2 separate regions of the Homo sapiens genome follow, and region 1 is linked to region 2. A link is an interaction called in ENCODE POLR2A ChIA-PET data of the cell type or tissue named here. Cell type or tissue: endothelial cell of umbilical vein. All regions are shown on one strand.

Region 1 (2,500 bases), 1.1 Mb before region 2:
GGCTCAAGTGATCCTCACGCCTCAGCCTCCCAAAGTGCTGTGAGCCACTGTGACTGGCAGGAAGATGTTTTTAAATCCATAAAGTAAAATACGTAACAATGCAAGGGAAACCAACCACTGTGCGGAAATACAATCCTATCCATGAATCCTCTGAGAGTCTGTGGCCCTGAGATAAAGAATCCCAACCAGTTTCTAGGCTTTTTTCTACTACAAACTGCTGCAACAAACATTTTTGTACATATATCCACTAGTTTCTATAGGATAATTTTCTAGAAATGTAATTACTGGGGCAGAAATCATATGCATGTTATGTTTGGATCAATTTTGCCAAATTGTCCCAAAAAGTTTGTGTCAATTGTGCAGGAGAGGACCTCTTTCTCTACTCCCTGGTGACAATGAAGTATAAAGCTTTATGAATTCTCCCGTTCTGATAGGTGAAAAATTGTCTTTCACTGTAGGTTTTTACTGCATTCTTGTTTTATGAGTGATGTTTTATAAGTTTAAAAGTGTTCCCATCAGTAAATGTTATTCTTTTGTTGGTGGAATTGCAGGTTATTTTCACTTAAAAAAAAAAAAACCCTGCTGTTTTCATGTATACTCTCAATTTTCTGCCATAAGAAAGCATTTTGTTTACATGAAAAGGGGGTGGGTATTTGGAAAGATAATATTAGTCCTGAAGAGTGGTAGTGAGGATGTAATTAGACCAAAAATAGAAGGATGCTTACTTTCTATTGGGGTCAATAGGTGATGAACAGGTAGAAAACACATAAACAATAATTTAAGCTACAAATGAAGTCAGTCCTGGTGATGTGGTAAGGAGGGACTGGGTAGGTAGCTGGTGATGGCTTCTTTAAAAAGGTTGCCAGGGTAAAACCTACTGCGGAGGTGACATTTGAGTTGAGGAAGAATGAGAAACAGGCAGGCACGTGAAGACCTGAGAAAAGGCTGTATTCTTCTCATGCTTGCATGATCCAGGTTTTGGGATTGACCTCTGTTTTTTTTTTTTTTTTTTTTTTTTTTTTTTTTTTGAGACAGAGTCTCGCTCTGGAGTGCAATGGCGTGATCTCGCCTCACTGAAATCTCCACCTCCCGGGTTCAAGCAATTCTCCTGCCTCAGCCTCCCAAGTAGCTGGGATTACAGGCATATGCCCTCAAGCCTGGCTAATTTTTGTATTTTTAGTAGAGATGTGGTGTCACTATGTTGGTCAGGCTGGTCTCGAACTCCTGACCTCATGTGGTCTGCCCACCTCGGCCTCCCAAAGGGCTGGGATTACAGGCATGAGCTACCGTGTCCGGCTGGGATTGACTTCTGATTCGAAGTTGAAACCATAAAACTATTGTGAAGAGATCCCACCAAGTGCCTAAGGATGGCATAGACCAGCTGTTAGAGGCGGCCTGAATGATTTTCTCCTGCCGATACGGACGGTCCAAAAGAACATTTCCTTTTTCCTTTGTAGAAATGTACAAACGTGGGTATTTACAAGCAGCGTCAGAGGGGAGAGCTTGGTTTTGACCCAAGGTTGTAGTTCTTGAAAGGACCAGTAGGTGGAGGTGAAGGACAAGGAACAGACACTACTTCTGCCAAGCCATCCAGGCCATTGCAATCTAGGTTGAGCCAGCCGCTTCCCGAGTCTAGTTAGGAGTATAGGAATGCCTGTTTCTGGCACATTAACCAGTCTGGGCATACATGAGCTCTAAAGCAGGGAAGTGAATGAACATGCATATAGCATGTGTTGTGGCCCAAGGAACTCTAAGGCTTTTTTTTTTTTTTTTTTTTTGCATTTACAAGGAAACTCCTCTTTCCTTCTGTCATATAAACCAGGGGTCACACAGGGAATGTAAATGAATTAAGAAGGTGTGGGGTAAAGAAACACATGCTCTCTCCAATGACTTTCATTTTCTCACTTTGGGTTAGAACCATAAGAATAGAGGAAGGTTTTTCTACTGTAAGAAGGATCACAGCCCTAAGCAGCTACAAAAGACACACTGGCTGGAGAGCAGGCAGTGACGGGGACTGCCCCTAGCTGCTGGGACAGTGAGTCAAGGGACAGCCCGTGCCCATCAGCTGAGCCAGTGGGAATACAGGCCTGGTGCTGCGAGGGGTTCACTTTTTTTTTTTTTTTTTTTTTTTTTGAGATGGAGTTTCGGTCTTGTTGTCCAGGCTGGAGTGCAATGGCGTGATCTTGGCTCACCGCAACTTCTGACTCCCGGGTTCAAGTGATTCTCCTGCCTCAACCTCCTGAGTAACTGGGATTACAGGCATGCACCACCACGCCTGGCTAATTTTGTATTTTTAGTAGAGATGGGGTTTATCCCCGTTGGTCAGGCTGGTTTCGAACTCCCAACCTTAAGTGATCCGCCCGCCTCGGCCTCCCAAAGTGCTGGGATTACAGGTGTGAGCCGCCGCACCCGGCTGAGGTGGGCATTATCATTTGCATGCCCATTTTACAGAGGAGGAAACTGAGGCTCCGAAAGGTGATGCAGCTCTTTCTTAGCCACC
Region 2 (2,500 bases):
CAGGCATGCACCACCACATGCCTAGTTTTTGTATTTTTGTATTTTTTTGTAGTTTTGTATTTTTTGTAGTTTTGTTTTTATAGAGACAGGGTTTTGCCATGTTGCCCATGCTGGTCTCAAACTCCTGAGCTCGAGCAATCTGCCCACCTTAACCACTCAAAAGTGCTGGGATTACAGGCATGAGCCACCACACCTGACCTCAGGGCCTTGCATTTTTGAAGCACTTGCCAGATGATTCTGCTGTATTACTTGTAAGTCCTTGCTACTCAAAGGGTGGTCCCTAGAGCACCAGCATCACCTGAGAGCTTGTTAAAAATGCAGAGTCTCAGCCGGGTGCCGTGGCTCATGCCTGTAATCCTAGCATTTTGGGAGGCTGAGGCAGGCGTCCCATCCTGGCTAACACAGTGAAACCTGTCTCTACTAAAAATACCAAAAAAAAAAAAAAAAAAAAAATTAGCCAGGTGTGGTGGCATGTGCCTGTAATCCCAGCTACTCAGGAGACTGAGGCAGGAGAATCGCTTGAACCTGTGGGGCAGAGGTTGCAGTGAGCCCAGATCGTGCCACTGCACTCCAGCCTGGTGAGAGTAACTCCATCTCCAAAAAAAAAAAAAAAAAAGGCAGCAGTCTCAGGCCCTACTCCAGACTTACAGAACCAATCTGTACTTTAGCCAGATCCCCAGGTGATTCCTGAGCACAGCACATTACAATTTGAGAAGCACAGCTCACAGCCAGTGGTTCTCAGACGTCAGCGTGTATCAGAATTGCCTAGAAGGCTACTTAAAACACAGGTGGCAGGGGCTCCCATTTGGAGTTCCTGATTGAGTAGGTATGGGGTGGAGCCTGCGATTTTTCACTTCTAACAAGTTCCCAGTTGATGCCGATGCTGGTCTGGGAACCATACTTTTGAGTCTCTTGCTCTGTGAGCAAGAAACTGGCTCAGATGCTCAAGGTTGCAGGACTGGAAGTTTTCAGCTCATTGGAACCCACACTTGCCAGATCTGCAACCCATCCTATGTCCCTCAGGGACAGACACAAACAAAGCCTCATTACATAGCAACTCACATACTAGAAGAGAAAACCATTAAACTCTTGAGGGTTTTAATTCCACAGAAGTCAAGCAAGACTGAAAACAAATCTAAGTGAGGCACTGTATAACACAGTGGTTTGGGGAACAGACTGGGAAACCAGCTGATAAGTTTCAATTCCAGTTTTACCATTAGCTGTGTCCCACTGGATAAGCTACTCAACTTCCCCGTTCCTCAGTTTCCACATCTGTGAAATGGGTATTATGGCCGTCTCATTAGCTTAGATGAAGTTCTTTAGTATATGTAAGAGAACCTCATGTATTAGTCAATACTGTATAAATGCTATTAGTGTTATTCACTGATATACACACGTAAGATTCTACCAGATTCTCAGGGGGAGAAAGATGCATGTTTTCAACGCAAACTAGAAAAGTGAGAGAGAGGTGGGTTAAAGGATGACCCAGATAGAGCCTCTGATGGGGAGGTGTGAGGGGCCTCCGATTTCTTTTACGTTTAGACACCCAGGAAACCAAAGAAGGCCTGAAGCCCACTCTCCTGGGAAAGGTGCAGCTGGGGGAGACCCTCTGCCTCTGGAAGTGGGGGTGGGCCGCATTTGACTATTAGAAACCAGGTTAGCATGGCGAGGGTTTTAACTCCTGGGGAAACGGATGATGTTCCCTCAGTAAGGTTCCTCCAGCCCCTTCGTCATTTTACTGGTGGTGACAGGAAGTCCACTAATTACTTTCCATTTTATTTTCCTCCAAAAGCTACTTGAGTTGCAAAGACACTTGCAAATTAAGAGTGGCCCAACCTTCGTAAAAAATGTACCCCCTTGCCAGTGTCGCAGACCAAAGGTACTAGGATAAAACGTCAGTTGGAAGACGGTTTTTTCTCCGAAGTGGTGGCTGGGGTTGAGGCACACTACTGGGCCGGCAGAGTTTGCGTCCTGCTCCCACAGAAGTCACCTCAGTACTCCAGGACGCACGACACCCTCCCCATGCCCGAAACACTGGGTGCGGCTCCAGAAGGCGCCTCGCAGCGCTGGCTGCAGGAATCCAAAGTAGCTCAGTGCACAGACTTTCAACTCCAGCCTGGGGTTACTCAGCAATTCTCTTCTATAAACACCTCCCCCAAAAGACTCAGCATCCCCAGTACCTCCCCAACTTCCCCGAGGCGCAGAGATCAGCAAGAGCCCCGCCCCTCGACCCAGGGGACGGGATCCTGTAAGTCTCACCTGCCTATCTCCATCCCAGGCCTCGGGCACGAGGGTGGTTGTACTATCCTGGTTATGGTAGCTCCACTCGAGCAAGCTTTATTTTAACATATAAGCTATTCGTTTAGTGGAGGCTTCATTAAACTACTCCCCTCCACCACCACCTCGGGAAGTTGTGGTCAAAACCCACCAGACCGACTGTGGTGGAAGTTGATGCGGAAGCTGGAGAGCCCGCGGCTCTGGAGGGGTGAGCCGCCCCGGA

What was found. Peaks named below come from ENCODE experiments on the same cell type or tissue, not always from the same donor. Only the 100,000 strongest peaks of a DNase experiment are listed, where the experiment ranks them.
Region 1: POLR2A ChIA-PET joins it to region 2 with 10 read pairs; 3 of 35 experiments call an interaction of 5 or more read pairs at or near these places.

What each region holds. Positions count from the first base shown.
Region 1 is chr20:50,986,359-50,988,858 of GRCh38, forward strand. No RefSeq gene overlaps it. Among named protein-coding and RNA genes, the nearest start is that of MOCS3, 29 kb to the left of the region's middle. In endothelial cell of umbilical vein, a CTCF peak has its summit at 1,543 (motif pointing right); a DNase peak (open chromatin) is centred at 1,543; H3K27me3 peaks cover 148 bases.
Region 2 is chr20:52,101,510-52,104,009 of GRCh38, forward strand. It overlaps a transcript of ZFP64 not described here. Among named protein-coding and RNA genes, the nearest start is that of ZFP64, 89 kb to the right of the region's middle. In endothelial cell of umbilical vein, no CTCF peak of the experiment used is centred here; no DNase peak of the experiment used is centred here; H3K4me3 peaks cover 526 bases; H3K27ac peaks cover 323 bases.